Linked DNA regions of Homo sapiens: regions 2, 3 and 4 are each linked to region 1. Evidence: read pairs that join two places in POLR2A ChIA-PET (ENCODE). Cell type or tissue: PC-9. All regions are shown on one strand. Region 1 overlaps LOC100130987 (a long non-coding RNA gene). Region 2 has its middle 11 kb from the start of GSTP1. Region 3 overlaps PC (pyruvate carboxylase). Region 4 has its middle 7.2 kb from the start of GSTP1.

Region 1 (2,500 bases):
CAGGAGTGAACTGCCACACCCAGCCAGAGAATAGTGTTCTAGACTAAGGGAATGAGCTGAACAAAGGCAAGCAGGAGGGAATTATGTGTGTGCCACAGGCTAGGTGCACAGAGCTGTGAAGTATATACCACAGAGGTTTCCACATAAAATCATAAAAAACTAGCATTTGGCTGGGAGCGGTGGCTCATGCCTGTAATCCCAGCACTTTGGGAGGCCGAGGCGGGTGGATCACCTGAGGTTGGGAGTTCGAGACCAGCCTGACAAACGTGGAGAAACCCTGTCTCTACTAAAAATACAAAATTAGCTGGGCGTGGTGGTGCATGCCTGTAATTCCAGCTACTCAGGAGGCTGAGGCAGGAGAATCACTTGAACCGGGGAGGCGGAGGTTGCAGTGATGCAGTAACCAAGATCGCGCCACTGCACTCCAGCCTGGGTAACAAGAGCGAAGCTCCATCTCAAAAAAAATAAAAATAAATAAAATAAAGGGACAAAGAACTATAAGAGATGTTGCAAAAGAAGTTGGCAAAACTTGCATTTGGTAAGGGAAGAATGGGGAGGAGGTGTCAAATATGACTCAGGTTTTGAGCTTGGGTGGGTGAGAGAATGCTGATGCCATGGGAAGAAAAATGGAAACTGGGAGGGGGAAGACAGGCTCAATTTTATACATGCTTGGTTTGAGATGACGACAGGACACCAAATGGAAACATCTGGTAGGAAATGGAAACAGAGCTCAAGTCCAGCAGAGAGGTCAGGGGAGGGGCAGTATCCAGGGGACAAGGAAATCACCTGCATAGAACTGACCTATGCGCACAGATGAAAGATTCAAGAGAGACAGTCAAAGAGAAGACCAAGCATGGCACCTGGGAAAATTCTCTCTAGAAAATGGTGGAAGAAGATCCAGCAAACCAGAGGGGAAGAGTGCTCAGAGTGGCAGGAGAACCAAGGCAGAGCAGTGTCCCAGAGGTCACCGGTGTGATGCTGCAGAGACATCAAGGAAGACACTGTCAGGAAGCATGGAGGGGACTTGCCCTCAATTCCATTCCTCCATTTCCCACTTCCCGCTATCCTCGTTTTGTAGTTCTCTCGAGTGTCTTTGGCTGTCATGGTAACTACCAGTACCACACCCCTCTATGAAGGCCACACTGATTCATTCTTTATTGACTCAGGTGTGGCAACATTTATCCACCCTCAGACAAACTCACTAGTAGCTTGAAGGTTTAAGGAGCTAATTTACCAAGAAACTAAAGTCAACACAGGAAAGAAGCAAGTTTCTGAACTGGTCTAGAAACAGAAGAAAACTACAACAGTGCCAGCTTGAGGCCAATTTGGGTTACTGCCACCTCTGGGACTCAAGAGATTCTCAAAATGATTCCTGGTTTTCCACGCAGTTTATCCACCTGAGTCTATCCACCTGAGTCCTAAGCTAGAAAACCATAACTTTGTGCTAGTCATGGCAGATGCAAATGATTAGAACCCCAGGCCCTAAGCCCCAAGAGCTCACTGTAGTAGGGAGACAGAAAACAGACGCGCAAGTATACTTCAAACAATGCTGCAAGACAGGCATGGGCCTGGCCTATGACAACCTTCAGCTGAGTATGTAAGGACGAGTAGGGGTGCCCTCCAGGTGAACAAGTGATGGTAGACCATGTGTTGGCATCTGAGATCTGAGTCCTTCTTAAGCCCAACTTTGGTCCTTTGTCTCTTGAAGGAAAAGGCATCTCCTAGGAGCTCCCTCTGGGATGTGAGCCTCCATCCTGACCTCGTGGATGCCCCTTCACCTCACCTAGAGGCGCCAATGGTTCCTATGCCTGCAGGCCCTGCCCTTGACTGCAGGATGTTTTTCACTCTGTGCAGCCTTCCCTGAAGAGAGTTAAGGATTTCCCCTCTGCTTCCCACGGTAACCTGTTTCTGTTTTATTACAGCATGTCACATTGCCACAACAATACGCTTCATTGTTTTCAGTGCTAGAGAATATTTTATCTCTGCTGGTGTATACCTAACACAAGGTTGGCTACATAGTAAGCGCTCAAAGCTGGCTGAGGTTGGTCATAGTGGCTTACCCCTGTAATCCTAGCACTTTGGGAGGCTGAGGAAAGAGGATCACTTGAGCCCAGGAGTTTGAGACCAGCCTGGGCAACAAAGGGGTATCCTGTCTCTACAAAAAACAAAAAAAAACTAAAAATTAGCTCGGTGTGGCACACGCCTGTGGCCCCAGATAGTGGGGCTGAGGCAGGAGGATCACTTGAGCCCATGAAGTTGAAATGCAGTGAGCCATATTCCCACTACAGCACTCCAGCCTGAGCAACACAGCAAGACCCTGTGTAAAAAAAAAAAAAAAAAAAAAAAAAAAGCTGACCAAATCGTCCCACTTCACTCACATCTACTTTTTTTTTTGAAACAAACTCTTGCTCTATCCCCCAGGCTGGAGTGCAGTGGCATAATCTTGGCTCACAGCAACCTCTGCCTCCCAGGTTCAAGGGATTCTCTTGCCTCAGCCTCC
Region 2 (2,500 bases), 230 kb before region 1:
TTGTTGCCAAATAAGTTTTAGTATTATACTTGGCCTGATTATTTGTAAAAAGTGCAATGAGAATAGTGAATGGCCATACAGGCTCTTTTAAATTGGCTTTGCTGGAGCTTTTTCATGAAGAATCTCAGGTTGGACTTTTGAAAGCCTCCCCAGGCTTTGAAGCCAACCCATGGATTCATGATCAGCCTGTGCCTGTAGTACCTGTATGAATTGGGTGAATTCCTCTCTTCTCAAGGTCCCAAATATCTTGAGGTTCCTGGGCTTGTCAGAAAGTGACATTCTTTCCTTACCACAATGTAGGGTCCAGCCCTACAGGGCCTATGGGTTTTTCTCTTCGTGTGCGGAGACGAGAGATTGTAGAAATAAAGACACAAGACAAGGAGATAGAAGAAAAGACAGCTGGGCCTGGGGGACCACTACCACCAAGACGCGAAGGCCCAAATGCCTGGCCGCGCTGATAATTATTGTATACAAGGCAAGAGGGCAGGGTAAGGAGCGTGAGTCATCTCCAATGTAAAGTCCAATGTAAGGGTAAGGTCACGCGAGTCATGTGTCCACCGAACGGGGCCATTCCCTGTTTGGTAGCCGAGGCGGAGAGAGAGAGGGGACAGCTTACGTCATTATTTCTTCTATGCATTTCTCGGAAAGATCAAAGACTTTAATACTTTCACTAATTCTGCTACTGCTATCTAGAAGGCGGGGCCAGGTGCACAGAGCGGAACATGAAAGTGGACCAGGATCGTGACCACTGAAGCACAGCATCACAGGGAGACATTTAGGCCTCCGGATGGCTGCGGGCAGGCCTGGCTGATGGCAGGCCTTCCACAGGAGGTGGTGAAGCAGAGTGTTCTCTAACTCCCTGGGGGAAAGGGAGACTCCCTTTCCCAGTCTGCTAAGTAACAGGTGCCTTCCCAGGCACTGGCGTTACTGCTAGACCAAGGAGCCCTCTAGTGGCCCTTGTGCGGGCTTGACAGAGGGCTCACATTCTTGCCTTCTGGTCACTTCTCACCGTGTCCCTTCAGCTCCTAATTCTGTATGGCCTGGTTTTCCTTAGGTAATAAGTATAGAACAGGTAATAATTATAGAACAGAGATTAATATAATAAAGAGTAATGCTACAAACTAATGATTGATAATATTCATATATAATCATGTCTATATTCTATTTCTAGTATAACTATTCTTATTCTAATTATTTTCTTTATTATGCTGGAAGAGCTCATGCCTTCCGTCTCTTGCCTCGGCACGTGGGTGGCTTGCCGCCCACACCACAAGGTCAGGAAGCTTGTAAGGGAACCATAAAAACCAGGTACCAGACCAATCTCTCCAAGGGACTTTTTACTGGCTCTATAAAATCAGCCTCAACTCCTCAAAACAGTCTGGCTGTATCTGAAAATATGCCAGTACAGTCAAAGCCTTGGTAAAATTACGAGTGTCTTCAGTGTGCCCAGTTACAAAAGAAAACATAGTCTTACTGAACTTATGCAAATAACTGTATTGCAATAAAATAAGAATCGTCACAAATAGTGTCCAAATTTTGGAGAAATCAGGTAGAGAGAAAGGTAAATATTTCAATTTTGCTCACAAAAGTATACTTTGCCCAATGGCTGTGAGTTATAAATAGCTCAAAAGAAAAAGTTTTCTTGTTTCTAGAAAACAAAATATAAAAAGAATCAGCAACGTTTCAAACAAACAAAAGTCATAAAAATCATTTTAGTCCCCTATCGGTTCTGTCCTACGTAATTAATTCTCGTTCTGCTTGATGTTGTGTTCACAATCTTCATGAATGCATCAGTTCTTTATTAGGGTTCTGGAAGTTTTTACTTAGTTCAGTGGTATGATCTCTAAAGTTACCAGAGCAGGGTGCGGTAGCTCGTGACTGTGGTCCCAGTGTTACCAGATGGAAAGTCTTGACTGTGAGTTGTCCAGGTTCTTGGCGTGTTGAACAAAGAACTGAACAAAATGCACAAAGCAACAGAAGATGAAAGCATAGATGTATTAAAGCAAAAGTACGCTCCACAGAGTGGGAGCAGGCTCAAGCAGCCCCAATTACAATATGCTTCAGGGTTTTTATTAAGCCAAAAGAATTTGGTAACACCATAGGTGCCCTGCAGAGGCTTCCAATTGGTTACACCCTGTAAGCGATTGGCCCGTGACCAATCAGAGGCTGAAGTGCAGACCCTGCCTGTGGTCAATCGGAGGCAGAAGTGGAGACTCCTGTCTTGTTATCACAGGAGTGAGGACGTGGCCTGCGTGCTGCCTAATCTTGCCTAGAACTGGCTGCCCCTGCTGTTTTTTGCTTATGCCTTAACCCTTTGTTACCCTAATTCCCTGTTCTCCTATCTTACCAGCACTTTGGAAGGACAAGGCAAAAGGATCACCTGAGGTCAGGAGTTTGAGACCAGCCTGAGTGACACAGAAAGACTGTACAAAAAATTTAAAAATTAGCCAAGCGTGATGGTGCATGCCTGTAGTCCCAGCTACTCGGGAGGCTAGGGTAG
Region 3 (2,500 bases), 500 kb after region 1:
ACTCGGACGTGTATGAAAATGAGATCCCAGGGGGCCAGTACACCAACCTGCACTTCCAGGCCCACAGCATGGGGCTTGGCTCCAAGTTCAAGGAGGTCAAGAAGGCCTATGTGGAGGCCAACCAGATGCTGGGCGATCTCATCAAGGTGAGCCCGGCCCGGTGCTCCTTACCTGACCCAGCCCTGCATGCACCTGCCACTGGCCTCCTTGAGGTGCCTGGCACCCTAACCTCCAGGGCCTTCTCCTCAGGTGACGCCCTCCTCCAAGATCGTGGGGGACCTGGCCCAGTTTATGGTGCAGAATGGATTGAGCCGGGCAGAGGCCGAAGCTCAGGCGGAAGAGCTGTCCTTTCCCCGCTCCGTGGTGGAGTTCCTGCAGGGCTACATCGGTGTCCCCCATGGGGGGTTCCCCGAACCCTTTCGCTCTAAGGTAGGGAAGGCCCAGCATGGTGTGAGGGTGGGGGCTGGATGCAGGACTTGGGACTGATCCTCTGCTTTGCTCCCCAGGTACTGAAGGACCTGCCAAGGGTGGAGGGGCGGCCTGGAGCCTCCCTCCCTCCCCTGGATCTGCAGGCACTGGAGAAGGAGCTGGTAGACCGGCATGGGGAGGAGGTGACGCCGGAAGATGTGCTCTCAGCAGCTATGTACCCCGATGTGTTTGCCCACTTCAAGGACTTCACTGCCACCTTTGGCCCCCTGGATAGCCTGAATACTCGCCTCTTCCTGCAGGGACCCAAGATCGCAGAGGAGTTTGAGGTCAGTGGCTCTGGCGCTTCTCCACACTCCACCCTGGCCCCCTGCCCCAGAGCTCTGGAGTTTAGCTTGGCTGTCACCCAGCCTCGCAAGCTTTGGGAGCAGAAAGGACCCTTGAGACCGGGAGCTAGGCCTTTAGGAACGAGGAGCCAAGGCCCAGTGTGGGGACTTCCTATGGCCAGGGCCGGGGGACTGCTCTCCCACCTTGGCGTCCAGCTCTGAGTCTGCACACCCTCCCTGCAGGTGGAGCTGGAGCGGGGCAAGACGCTGCACATCAAAGCCCTGGCCGTGAGCGACCTGAACCGGGCCGGCCAGAGGCAGGTCTTCTTTGAGCTCAATGGGCAGCTGCGGTCCATCTTGGTCAAGGACACCCAGGCCATGAAGGTATTGTCTCCCCCAGGGCCAGCCAGGCGGTGGGGCTTGGCTGGGCCCAGGATGTCATGTCCCCTCTGCCCTGTGTCTTCAGGAGATGCACTTCCACCCCAAGGCCCTAAAGGACGTGAAGGGCCAGATCGGGGCGCCCATGCCTGGGAAGGTGATAGACATCAAAGTGGTGGCAGGGGCCAAGGTGGCCAAGGGCCAGCCCCTGTGTGTGCTCAGTGCCATGAAGATGGAGACTGTGGTGACCTCACCCATGGAGGGTACTGTCCGCAAGGTTCATGTGACCAAGGACATGACACTGGAAGGTGACGACCTCATCCTGGAGATCGAGTGATCTTGCCCCAGACCGGCAGCCTGGCCATCCCCAAGCCTTCAACAGAAGCTGTGCTGCCACGGCAGGCCCAGGCCAGCCAGTGCCCGAGGCCAGGAAGGCCGGGCCGTGGAGGTCCTGTCCACAGCTGGACAGGAGAGACACCGCCTGCGGTGGTTCATTCCTTTCAGCCATCGTCCTTTCCTCCGGCGGACAGCTGCTTACATGTTCATCTCTTGCCAAATAAGGGTCCCCTCCTCACTGGAGACTACAAGTGGTGGGTCAGGTGGTCCTAGGACCCAGGGGAGGTTTAGGGGTCCTATCTCCTGGGGGAAGGGGAGATCTAAGATGTCCCAGGTCCTGGGAAGTTTACTCAATAAAGCTGGCTTTCCCCTGCCCTCCATGCTGGATCCTGTGCAGCCCCCAGCCTGCACCACTCAGCAGTGGGGGGCTGCCTTTCAAGCTCCCCATGGGTGGGCAGGTCAGTTGTGTCGTTCTCCTCAGAGGGTAGTGAGAATGACCATCGTGGCCCTGTTTTAAGTCACTATTGGGTGCCTACTGTGTATACTCCCCAAACAGGACTAGTAGTACTGAACTTGCTTGAGGGGTGGGGCCTGTTCTAAGTATTTAACACCTATTAACACAGGGAATTAACCTTCATCCTCTTATGGACACAGAAATCAAGTCACAGGAAGATTAAATAATTTGTCCAGGACTTCACAAGTAGTAAGAGAGAGAGATGAAACCCAGGCCGTTGGCAGACTCGCCTCCCAACCCCGCTGCTTTATTTTCTAAAACCCAAGGCCAGCGTCCCACCTCAGTTAGCAGGTAAATGCAAGCAGGTACCACCTTGTGGGCAGTGGGTAAGACCCTCGGGAATGGTGATCCGGGAGTCTTGTGTGTGCTCTGGATGTGAGAATGTTGGTGGGAGGTGAGGGGGAGCACCGGGTCCAGGGTCTCAGGTTCTAACCCTGCCACTCCCCATGACCACCCCTCCAGACTCCTGCTCAGTTCCCTTTCCTGCAGTGGGGACAGTAACCCTGCCTGCACCACTGCC
Region 4 (2,500 bases), 240 kb before region 1:
AGGGCCTTTATAAAGCTTCTCAATTAAAAAAAAATTTAATTAATGAAGAATTCTTTTAAAAAGCAATCTCCCTGGAGACAGACATCAAAGATCACAGCTTCCAACCTGGAGATTTTGTTTATTGGAAACATCATCAAATAAAATACTCCCTCCAACCATGTTGGAAGGGATCATGTCACGTACTGTTAACCAGTCTTTGTGCAGCTAACATCAGGGGCATTGACTCATGGATTCTCATTTTTTTTTTCACTTTAAAAAGGCAGCCCACCTGAGTGGACATCTTTCATCACCAGAGATCTCCCACCGAAGCTGACCACAACCAGTCACCTTGTTCTTCAAACCTGGATGAGAAGTGGAAACTCGGTTTGGAAGGATCACTCAAAAGGCTAAATGGCTGCAAGCTGTCAAAAAGCCAACCCCATTACATGATCTATTTGATTTGTTACCTTCACAAATAAGAACACTTTTCAGATCTGGATTTCAACTTGTTTTGTTAATAACTGTCTTTATTTGCATCATATTTTTTTTTTGATACAGTTTCACTCTTGTCGCCTAGGCTGGAGTGCAGTGGCGCCATCTCAGCTCACTGCAAGCTCCGCCTCCAGGGTTCAAGCGAATCTCCTGCCTCGGCCTCCTGAGTAGCTGGGATTACAGGTGTCTGCCACCACACCTGGCTAATTTTTGTGTTTTTAGTAGAGACAGGTTTCACCATGTTGGCCAGGCTGGTCTCGAACTCCTAACCTCAAGTGATCTGCCCAACTCAGCCTCCCACCTCAGCCTCCCAAAGTGCTGGGATTACAGGTGTGAGCAACTGTGCCCGGCCAGTAGTTTTTATTCTTAAATTGATTATGCTTTGCATTTCTAGATGTCTTAAGTCAACAACAAAAAATAAAATCATGATAGCTAGATGCTTAGAAATGCTCTCACATGTCACGGCTCCTTTGTAAGCGGATGGCTCGACTGAGTTCCCATTGCTTTGTCCCTCTGTGGTTCTAATCAATTTGACCTTGAGACTTCACTAAATTCTTTTTTTTTTTTTTTTTTTTTGAAATGAAGTCTTGCTCTTGTTGCCCAGGCTGGAGTGCAATGGTGCGATCTTGGCTCACTGCAACCTCTGCTTCCCAGGTTCAAGCGATTCTCCTGCCTCAGCCTCCTGAGTAGCTGGGATTATAAGCGTGCACCACCACGCCCGGGTAATGTTTGTATTTTTAGTAGAGACGGGTTTCACCATGTTGGCCAGGCTGGTCTCGAACTCCCGACCTCAGGTGATCCACCCGCCTCGGCCTCCCAAAGTGCTGGGATTACAGGCGTGAGCCACCGTGCCCGGCACCTTCACTAAATTCTTTAACCATAGGTACCTCTCCTCTTTCTCTCTGAAGTAGGACAGATGGCCTGGGAATAAGCCTTCCCAGTGACATGGGACAAACTTGCATCTAACACATTGATTCCTGAATCTTACGTGACAGTGAACAAAAATCATATGCATAAAAAAAATGTCGATCATCAATGCTTTCAGAAGAGAAAAATATCTATCAAAAGAGGGAAATGAGAAAGAAAAGTAGCTTAGAGCAGTGTGAAGAATGCGAGCTATGCAAAACGTATCAGGCCAGGAGAGACAGGAAAATGAGTCTCCCTGCCGGGGGTAGTTGTTTAAGGGTATTTTGTTCTTTCTTCTCGTGTAGTTTCCAGACTAACTGATAAATTAAAATGCTATCAGGCATCGATTTTTTTTTTGAGACGGAGTCTCGCTTTGTCACCCAGGCTGGAGTGCAGTGGTGCAATCTCGGCTCACTGTAAGCTCCACCTCCCAGGTTCACGCCATTCTCCTGCCTCAGCCTCCCAAGCAGCTGGGACTACAGGTGCCTGCCACCACACCCGGCTAATTTTTTTGTATTTTTAGTAGAGACAGGGTTTCACCATGTTAGCCAGGATGGTCTTGACCTCCTGACCTCGTGATCCACCCTCCTCGGCCTCCCAAAGTGCTGGGATTACAGGCGTGAGCCACTGCACCCGGTCAAAAGTTTGGGTTTCTTCTGGCCTATATATGGACCAAGTAGGGGCTTGTGGACCTTGGATATTGTCCTCAGAGCAATACCATTCTGCCTCTTGCATCCAATTTTGAGCTTCCTCAGGTCCTGTCAACATATGTGTAACTAGATTACTGAGGTCAGGGTGGAGCCCATTAACAAATAGGGCAGACAAAGCATTTTCTATGCCGGACAGGGATACCTTTTATTATTGCTCTGAGCTTAAGATTTTAACTATGGCATAAGGGTAAAGAAGCAGACATGGTTGATTTGACAGCCTAACTTGTATAACTTATCTAGCTGGGTTTTTTTTCATTGCATCGTCAAGGTGGGAAGGTAACCAAGCAAAGAAGTCAGCAGATTCAGAGGAGGCTAGTGAGAAAGATGGAGAACTTAGAACCCTCTGCTTGCCAACCAAAAATACAACCCATTATTTCTGGGGTGTTTGGGATCCCCCCTCTTTTTTTTCAATG

What was found. ChIA-PET counts read pairs that join two places held together with the same protein. Peaks named below come from ENCODE experiments on the same cell type or tissue, not always from the same donor. Only the 100,000 strongest peaks of a DNase experiment are listed, where the experiment ranks them.
Region 2: POLR2A ChIA-PET joins it to region 1 with 5 read pairs; 7 of 35 experiments call an interaction of 5 or more read pairs at or near these places.
Region 3: POLR2A ChIA-PET joins it to region 1 with 5 read pairs; 3 of 35 experiments call an interaction of 5 or more read pairs at or near these places.
Region 4: POLR2A ChIA-PET joins it to region 1 with 6 read pairs; 4 of 35 experiments call an interaction of 5 or more read pairs at or near these places.

The regions. Positions count from the first base shown.
Region 1 is chr11:67,344,843-67,347,342 of GRCh38, reverse strand. All of the region lies in intron 2 of LOC100130987 (a long non-coding RNA gene), which reads right to left. Among named protein-coding and RNA genes, the nearest start is that of POLD4, 7.5 kb to the left of the region's middle. In PC-9, a CTCF peak has its summit at 1,332; DNase peaks (open chromatin) are centred at 702, 1,182 and 1,882; H3K4me3 peaks cover 450 bases; H3K27ac peaks cover 2,500 bases.
Region 2 is chr11:67,571,302-67,573,801 of GRCh38, reverse strand. No RefSeq gene overlaps it. Among named protein-coding and RNA genes, the nearest start is that of GSTP1, 11 kb to the left of the region's middle. In PC-9, CTCF peaks have their summits at 721 and 922 (motif pointing left); a DNase peak (open chromatin) is centred at 941; H3K27ac peaks cover 322 bases.
Region 3 is chr11:66,847,866-66,850,365 of GRCh38, reverse strand. It overlaps PC (pyruvate carboxylase), which reads left to right. Exons shown (of 23, transcript NM_001040716.2): 19 at 1-146; 20 at 250-429; 21 at 507-755; 22 at 996-1,136; 23 at 1,219-1,946. The coding sequence ends at 1,467. Among named protein-coding and RNA genes, the nearest start is that of RCE1, 5.7 kb to the right of the region's middle. RefSeq lists an enhancer at 1-122. In PC-9, no CTCF peak of the experiment used is centred here; no DNase peak of the experiment used is centred here; H3K27ac peaks cover 428 bases.
Region 4 is chr11:67,589,712-67,592,211 of GRCh38, reverse strand. No RefSeq gene overlaps it. Among named protein-coding and RNA genes, the nearest start is that of GSTP1, 7.2 kb to the right of the region's middle. In PC-9, no CTCF peak of the experiment used is centred here; no DNase peak of the experiment used is centred here.